2 separate regions of the Homo sapiens genome follow, and region 2 is linked to region 1. Evidence: read pairs that join two places in POLR2A ChIA-PET (ENCODE). Cell type or tissue: IMR-90. All regions are shown on one strand. Each heading gives the region's core, and the rest is flanking DNA. Links, peaks and the distances in the headings are about the cores only.

What was found. ChIA-PET counts read pairs that join two places held together with the same protein. Peaks named below come from ENCODE experiments on the same cell type or tissue, not always from the same donor. Only the 100,000 strongest peaks of a DNase experiment are listed, where the experiment ranks them.
Region 2: POLR2A ChIA-PET joins it to region 1 with 10 read pairs; 1 of 35 experiments calls an interaction of 5 or more read pairs at or near these places.

Annotation. Positions count from the first base shown.
Region 1 is chr9:15,722,123-15,726,122 of GRCh38, reverse strand. It overlaps CCDC171 (coiled-coil domain containing 171), which reads right to left. Exons shown (of 26, transcript NM_173550.4): 13 at 2,377-2,442; 14 at 1,147-1,347. Among named protein-coding and RNA genes, the nearest start is that of CCDC171, 170 kb to the right of the region's middle. In IMR-90, for the core only: no CTCF peak of the experiment used is centred there; a DNase peak (open chromatin) is centred at 1,912.
Region 2 is chr9:16,365,217-16,370,544 of GRCh38, reverse strand. No RefSeq gene overlaps it. Among named protein-coding and RNA genes, the nearest start is that of LINC03041, 92 kb to the right of the region's middle. In IMR-90, for the core only: no CTCF peak of the experiment used is centred there; DNase peaks (open chromatin) are centred at 1,924 and 2,484; H3K27ac peaks cover 1,418 bases.

The DNA of each region.
Region 1 (4,000 bases), core at 1-4,000:
AAAGAATGTTTCCTTTTTACTCTCTTGGCATTCATGTTCATATTTGTTGGAGTAATGAACTCAATATGCAGGATGACTTAGATAAACCAGTTCCACTAGCTAGACTAGCTCTATAACCCATAGGGTAAAAAGAACTAGAAGATAATTCCATTCACAGAGGCTTAAACAAAATATGAAATTTGTGTCATAATATTTTTATAAGTCATTAATAAACATAAATGGGTAGGCAACTCTCCAGGGTTTCTAAATGAAAAGTTTTAATTTTATGGGACTCTTATTTTTCTAAATTTTTATTAACATCCTATAATTATACAGAGTTAGGAGGCTATCTCTTAAAGTAGATATTATTACTGTTTTACAAATAAGGAAACTAGGCCAGGCACAGTGGCTCAGGCCTGTAATCCCAGTACTTTAGGAGGCCAAGGTGGGCAGATCACCTGAGGTCAGGAGTTCGAGACCAGCCTGGCTAACATGGTGAAACCCCATCTCTACTAAAAATACAAAAATTAGCCAGGCATGGTGGTGGACACCTGTAATCCCAGCTACTCAGGAGGCTGGGGCAGGAGAATCGCTTGAACCTGGGAGGTGGAGGTTGCAATGAGCCCAGATCGCACCACTGCACTCCAGCCTAGGCAACAGAGCAAGACTTTGTCTCAAAAAAGAAAAAAAATAAATAAGGAAACGAAGATGTGGAGAGGCTAAGCTATATAGCTTGTCCACAGCCACATCATTTATAAACAGAAGTATTAGCATCCAAGTTCAGGTCTATCTGATTATAAAATATTTATTCTTTCCACCATCAATCTACCAAGCTACTGAAATAAAAATAATTTTGTCATTGGCAAACAGGAACCTTGAAAGGACTGTTAGGAGCATAGTTACTTGAGTTACAATATTCTAAAAGTCCAAAAAGATAGTTGTACACATGATAAACAAAAAAAATTAGTTGTGCAAGTTATAGTACTTCTCTCACAAAAGAGAATGACACAAGAGTAATGGAGTGATTTTGTAGCTGTCACAAACATTTCAAAATACTCTGCTCAGAACAATTTTCTTAATTAAATACAAGTAAAAATAGTCACTTGATGTATAACACTGAGATTAGTGAAAGGCCCTTCCTGACAGTCATTGAGTCTCAGGTAATACCTCTGCATCCTTATGGAAAGCCTGGGAAAGCTTCTGCAGTTCACTTTCAGACTGGGCTGCCTGAGCCTTTTCTTTCTCCCAACAGTGCAGCACATTTTGTAGTTCCACTTTTAAAGTGCTTATTAAAGCCTCTCGGTCTGCACATTTAGTGTGTAAATGACTTAACTCTTTATTAACATCAGCCAGTTTATCCTGAAGTTCCTGTCATAGATACCAAATAAAGAGATTGTAGAAAGGCCAGCCAACAAGGGGTGAGGGGACACTAGTATAAAACACATATTGAACATTTTCAAAGCTTTAAAATGAAAGAATCACAAAGGCAGGCAAGCATTTGTTTACATTAAAATATTTTACTGAATGTATTTTCTAAATATAATATCTCAGCTCAAAAATTAGAACATTTGTTATGTTTAAACATTTACATAAAATGTTAATATGATGGCTTATTCCAAAAAGTTCTTCCAAGGGAGTTTCCTTTCAACCTATTTTTTTAAAACAACGTTGTAGTTCAAAAATTTTAAAATATTTTAAAATAAATATCTTACATTTAACATAAGAACATTTACTTTCCAATGACATCCCAACCACTTATAGAAATCTCAAATATGTGGCACAAAATTTTGCTGAACTGTTTATTCCTTAAACCTAACAAATTCTTTTGAAGTGTGTCCAGGACAAACCCAACATGAAACAACATAATGAAATTCCAGCAATACTGGGAAACTTCTGAGAGTTGACTCAGCATAATTTTGCAAAGATGTAGTACATAAAACCAGCACAGAAACTAAAATAAACTATAGTCCTGGGCCTTAGCCAGGTGTGGTCTCAGCCCATTAACAGACATGATGTACTGAAAACAATGGCTCCACCTTAAAATGATGAAAACTGACTCCAAATATGATGTGCTTATGTAAAATATGTTTAGTACGTACCTAAGGCTGGACATTTCATCTTAAATAATTATTTGAATCTCATAAGGTATTATAATTAAATCTGGGAAATAAATTTTCCTTTAACCAAAATAATTTCCAATCAGGTTTTAATTTTTTAAATGAAAAAAACATTCTTGTTACTCTTAATCAACAAGAAAAAATTAAAATTCTACCCATACATACTTTAAAAAATAGAAATACATATTTTCAGGTACCTCAATATCTCTACTTTAAAATATTCCCTAGATAACTATATTTGTTTCTTAATACAAAAGGTAAAAGTTATTCTAAATAATACCTTTATATTTTTAGTGTGAGAGTCTATCTTCTGTTTCGTAGAATCAAGTTCATTACATGCCTTTTCCTTAACATCATTCATGCTGTTTAGCTGATGAAAGAAAATATAAGTAACTTTTTTACATTTTTCAAGGATGGGTAACTCAAAAGTTAATCTTTAAGTGCTTTTTATGCAATTACTTAAATACAAATTTTTCAATAGTAATTAAGAGTCTTTAAAAAATTATTTCTTTTGGTTAAATGCTATATAGCTTCTGTCACAAGTTCATGTGGCTAAAAAGAAAAGAAAGCATTCAAGCTTAAAATATCACTTATGTTACTATATTTTTACCACACGTCCAGATAAAGGATTTCATTCTTATTGTAAACAAATACAACTTTATTCTTAAAATCCTACTGGACCAAAATGCCAGAAGCAGGGGCATCTATAAGTAAATAAAAAAGAACAGAGCAGAAGACTGTTCTTTCTATACATCATGAGGATATTCACTGGTCTCTCACTCCATATGACAACTTCAGGGTCGGTCACATGCAGTCCTACTGGGAAGGCTTGTGGCAGGTCATCAGTTGGTCCTGCACCGCTTGTGATTTATTTTCTTTGACAGTTCATTCTTCTTTCTGTCAGACTGCTCTTTTTGCTTTCTTTGCAGCCACCCCCTTGGTCTCCCCACTGCTGTCTCTGGCACTGGTTCACAACAAAGCGCATTACTAAGCCAAAGCCTGCTGAGTCGACTTTTCAACTGTGCTGAGGATCATGTGACATTCATCCTCCCAAATAACAATTCGCTGTGGGTAATATGTTCCTAGTTACCCTGCAGCTTCCAGACCTAGGCCTCAGAAGAGTTTCATAAACTACTAACAATACAGGTTGTCTTGTCTCACTGGGAAAGACTTCGTAATATTTGTTCCTCATAGAAATTTAATTATTTCGATGGTCATTTTCTTTTATGCCTTTTGAACAATTACCGAGGGTATTAAAAAGACTCACTTTTCCTTCTTTGTTCATCTTAGCAAGCTAAAATAAAATAAGCCGCATATGAAATGTGAAATGTAACCGTTTTATGGCATTTATATTATATGAAAGAAAGAGATACACACAAGGATAAACTCCAAATTCCATGCTATGTGACTTGTCTTTGACTCTAACAATCTGTTTGTTGCTTTGCTAACTAATTGTATTTAATGTAATTACTTCATATGCTAATTTGACAAGATGTAACTAGACAAACTCTTCAATTCTTAAAGCACAAATTCATAAAACATTTTAATACCCAAGAAAATTATCAACCCACACATTAAACAATACAAATGGGATGATAAATAGAAGCATGAGCTTTTTCAATCAGCAAACTAAAAGCTCCCAGGCTACATCAAACAGATATTTGTTTTTTAAAAACTTCTAACAACACTTTACTGCCTTTAGAGAATGAAAACTAATTTCTCTCTTTTTTATTAAGACTTCCACAGTTTGTAGAAATCTTAACCTAAAACACTGACAAAATCTAAATTTCCAGTAGCTATACCAAATGTCATAAAAACACACTGACATTTAAATACAGTACATATTAACTTAAACTACTTGCATAGTGTTTTTCATTAAGTTAAAACAGATAAATTATGAAGAT
Region 2 (5,328 bases), core at 560-4,559, 640 kb before region 1:
AGGATATTTCCTCTCTGTCTTCCACCTAACCTGCCACTCTCAGCACCACTTGTTGAAGAAAATTCGTCCGTGCTGGGCTCAGCCCTGTGTCCAGAGGGAATTCAATTTTGATCTATCCTGAGAAGGACCCAAATTTTCAACCTCCTAAATCTGCAAATCAAAGACTCACTCAGCAGTCTGCAAAGTTGGTGCCTGATGACTGAGTGTGCTGGTATAGGAAACAGACCTTTGGTGGGGTATTAAAAAGGCAAGAGGAGATATTAGCCAGGTGTGGTGGTGCGTGCCTGTAGTCCCAGCTACTTGGGAGGCCGAGGTGGTAGGATCGCTTGAGCCTGGGAGATTGAGGCTGCCATGAGCTGTGATTGTGGAGCTGCACTCCAGCCTGGGGAATAGAGTGAGATACTGTGTCAAAAAAACAAAAAAAGCAGGAGGAAATAAAGTACAAAAGACTCCCTACCCCACCCATTCCCAGCTTCTCCAGCCTGAAGGGAACTTTGACTCCTCAGCTCATCATTTTCAAACTGATCCCAGGGGAGAAAGATGGTCCTGGTCCCTCAGCCCTCACAGTTGCCTTAAACAGAAGGAAACCTCAGTGACCATTTACTACTGCGTCTCATGCTCTGTGTGTCTAGAGTAACAAATCCGATACAGATTCCAGCACACTGATGGGGGAACACATAAGTAAAAGGTTGGATGTCAGGCTTTTCACTCTCTGCATTGGCATTAGGGATTCAAAGTAACAAATTTGGTCAATCCTGTGAAAGCTCAAGTGGAGAACTTCTGGAAGGCTCAGGTAAGTGAGGTCGCTGTGGGATTATTTCTAGCAGGGCGGCTGGAGAAGCAGGTGCTCGCACCAGGTGTTAGCAATTTCAGGGCTGCTTTGGTGGAGTGAGCTTCTGCATCCCTCCATTGGTGTCCCCAGCACTGATTTTATCTCTGCCTCCCTGTGGCTCTTTCCTGTCAGTCCTCCCCCTGGGTTGTGAGCCACTGGAGAGCTGGGACAGCCCTGACAGCTTTGAATCTTAGCACGTAATAAGCACTTCCAAAGTGTTTACTGGGTGGGTAGAAATGTCTACTTTATTACTAAAGTTAGGTCTTTACCAGAATCTATTGCCTCAAACTATTTGCTTCCCAATACTTCTTAAAAGTCTGGTTGGTCAAAATGATCCTTACAGCAGATTTTGTGAAGAATCTGCATCCACAGGTGATTTTTTACATAACCGGAGCTGCCAAAGCATAAAACAGATAACATGGAGCTAGTTAGGTGGCAAAGAAATGGGGTGGCAGTGAGATGCGGAGTCAGGGATCAAGCACACTTTTTCTTAAGGCTCTGGTCACCCGTGTGCATCTGACAGCAGAGGCGCATAGGGCAGGAGATATGGAGAAACCAAAGATGATCAGACGGTGTCACCCCATCCCTGAGCCCCACCATTCCCATTACACACACACTCTCACACATGCACACGTGAACACACACTTGCAAACACACTCAGAATCACACTCACACACAAACATGCCCACATAAATGCACATGCTCACACACGCCCACACACACATAAGCAGACACACACATATTAGGAGGAAGGAAAAAGCAGCCACATTTGTTGACTGTTCAAGGGCTGGTCTTTGCCGGACTGTGCACTCTTTGTAGACTGTGGGCCCCTCACAGATATCCAGCTGCTGTCATTCCCTCCAAACTGGGCTCCTCTTTTGACTCAAAACTTTTGGAGTGGTGGCTTCACTCTGATTATGGCTTTATGGGTCAGTTACCAGCTACTAGCTGGGTGACCTTGGGCAAGTTACCAGTTTGCTTCTCAGTTTCTTCCAGTGTAAAATGGGGATAATAAGAATACTTGTCTCAGAGGTTTGTTGAGAGGACTAAATGACTTAATGGATGTAAATACTTGGAATTGTGCCTGGCACAAAGTAAGCACTCAAATCCTGTTTGACATGATCTCATCCTTATAACAGCCCTGCAAGGTAAATATTTTTTAGATGAGGAAACCGAGACTCATGGACAAATAATTTCCCTAAAGTCCCTCGGTCGCCAACCCTGCTGTCAGAGCAGGAGTCCCATCCAGCCACACTGCCTGTTGCTTGTGAGGCATCGGGGTCCTCTCAATCATCTACCATGGGTGGCACCTGCTGGGCTCTTTGTCTGTAGTCTGTAGCCTCCTTTGAAGCTACTAACACCTGTGTTTTCACCCTCTGTGAATGTTTGGTCCCGTCAGATTTGGTCTCATTGTCTACCACTGTGGGGTCAAGTAGGATCCTGATGTCAGGCTTTCTGTGTAGCCCAGAGGTGATAGCCTTGATCACCAGTGTTGGGTGGGTGGTGCAGAGCTTGGTGGGCTTGAGGGAGTGTGCCTGGTCCTTAAGGGAAAGGATTTCGAAAACAGATGCAGTCAGTATATACCATTATAGGAGTTGCAGAGGCTGCTGCATTCTTCAAGGTAATGACCCCCCTAAGGGCATGGAGCTTGACTGCTTAATCACCTCCCAGTTGACTCATGGGCGCATTTGTCTTTAATCAGTCTTTTTTTAGCTAATGGTAGCAAAACTAAGAACTTTCCAACTTTGACTTTTTTCTTATGAAAGTGATTTTTTTTTCCTATTTAAAAAAAGACACATTCAGAAAAATGTAAAATATTGGTATTTTGCGTAGAGAACTTCGGATTGCCTAGGGAATACTCAGCACCAGTGTTGGCTTGTGGGCCCTGCAGATGCTCACCAGGCTTAACACATACACCTCGCCATTCAGGGCTGGCAAAATCAGTGTAGTCCCTGCCTTTAGAAAGTTTCTGCATCTCCGCTAAGTGCAGTGGCTCACACTTGTAATCCCAGCACTTTGGGAGGCCAAGGTGGACGGATCACCTCAGGTCGGGAGTTCAAGACCATCCTGACCAACATGGAGAAACCCCGTCTCTGCTAAAAATACAAAATTAGCCAGGCGTGGTGGTGCATGTCTGTAATCCCAGCTCCTTGGGAGGCTGAGGCAGGAGAATTGCTTGAACCCAGGAGGCGGAGATTGTGGTGAGCCGAGATTGTGCCATTGCACTCCAGCCTGGACAAAAAGAGTGAAACTCTGTCTCAAAAAAAAAAAAAAAAAAAAAAAAAAAAAATTCTGCATCTAAATAAAGGACCACAGACTACACTGAAAGATGTTTAGACCAAGTGGCAAGATAGTAGTGCTAAGTAGTGCACACTCCCTCAAGCCCACCAAGGTCTGTACCACCCACCCGACATTGGTGCTAAGAGAAATTGGGGAGTACAGAGACTAAGCAAAGGTCATTGGGTAGTGGTCAGAGTTGGGAAGTTGACTGGAAGGGGTAGAACCATTGCTGCCAGGGATAAGGAGAGAGTGATTGGCGTGGATGGGGCAGACCAGTCATGATCACTGTCCAGGAAACAATCACTATAGAGGACATGTCTCAGGCCCCAGCTAATGCCAATTCATTATGTGGGTATTTCCAAAGTACTTGTGTGTCTATGGTGGACATGACACTGTGCTGGGATGGCTGAAGGAAGGTCATTCTGTCCCTGTCCTCCGAGTGTTTATAATCTTGAGGAGATGAGACCTAAATGCTTGAAATAATCCCATAGTTACCAAAGGCAGAATTTGTATCTAAATGGGGCACATTTGGAGACAGTCTAGAGAGAAAAGAAGTCAGTTTGTTATCCTACAGGAATAAATATGGAAGCCTTAGATGGGTGGCTGTGAGGATAGAGGGAAAGGGAAAGAAATCCTTAGATGAGTCTATAAATCTTGAGGACCTGGAAATCAAAGAGGGGGCATGGGACATTGGTGAATCTGCATTGCAAGTTGAAGTTACTAAAAAACCATGGACCCCTGAGAGAAATGCAGATGTTAGGAGAGAAAGCCAACTGGGCTGGTGCCAAGTCATTGAGTTTGAAACTTGTTGGTTTGATCTGGTTATCAGATGCAAAGTAGAAATGTGCTGGAAGCAGCTCCAGATTGGAGAGTCACTGGCCTAGAGAAGATCATTGAGTTTTGACTTGTGATCCCTGAAGAAAAGGATCCTGGCCTTGGAATAAGCTCAAGAAGAACTTAGACAGAAAGCAGTTGGCAGTTGGTGAGGTCAGAGGGCTGGGGAAGGGGGACACCAGGCAAGCCCAGAGAGGAGAGGTTTGTGGGAGGAGCATGTGTTCACTGGGGGCACCTGCTTCTGAAAGGTCTGGAAGGTTAAGGATTAAGAAATGGTCATTTGGTTTGGAGGCTCATGCTTTTCTGAAGACCTTTGGGAGAGCATCTTCAATAGATCCATGAGGTGAAAAAGCAATTGGAGAGAAGCGTTTAGGGAGAGAATGGGAGAGAAGGAGGGAGAGGCAAGAGATACCCACTTCTAGATCCAAAGGCTTGGAACTGAAAAGGAAATAATGTGATAGGATGCAGGCCAAATAGGTCAATGGGGTCAAGGCGAAACTCTTCAAACCGGGTGTGAATGCTGCACGTTTGCTTCAAATGGAAGTGAACAGAGGAGCAGGAGAGAGGGAAGACTGACAGTGGGCCAAGAAGAGCCCAGGAGAAAATTCTCTCAAGAGCTAGTGAAATCACTCTTGCAAAATTATAACTAAGAAAATGATGACAATGAAAGAGATCTGACCTAATCAACTCCATCTTGCTTTGAACCTCCAAGCTGCCCTTGTTCATTCCTGGGCGTTGTAATCCAACTAACTTTGGGAGAAACTTATTGTATAGTTTAACTTTGAAACAAAGGCCATAACAGCCCTTTCCCAAAACAAACGTTCCTGCCTAGGGACTAGTCTGCCTTTGCAGGACTAACAAATTGGCCGCAAGATTAGAAATTATGGTTTGGGAGTCATGCAGCTGGAGGCTACAAGATTCTGACCCTCCCCAAATTGCTCTTGGGGAATAACATCATTATTATAAAACCTGATACCAGCGCCTAAGATGTTTAGCAGACCGTGCACTTGGTGGACCAGCTGGCACCGCCCAGATGGATAAACTGGCTCATCTAGTCATATGGCCCCTACCCAGGAACTGGCTCAAGTGCAAGAGGACAGCTTTGACTCCCTGTGATTTCATCTCGGACCCAATCAACACTCTGGACTCACTGGCCCCCACCCACCAAATTGTCCTTAAAACCCCCAATCCCAGAGTTTTCTTCAAGACTGAGTAATAATAAAACTCCAGTCTCCTGTACAGCCAGCTCTGTGAGAATTACTCTTTCTCTATTGCCATTGCCCTGTCTTGCTAAATCGGCTCTGTCTAGGCTGTGGACAAGGTGAACCACTGGGCGGTTACGTTAGGAAGGAAGGAAGGAAGGAAGCGTCTGCACTGTGGGG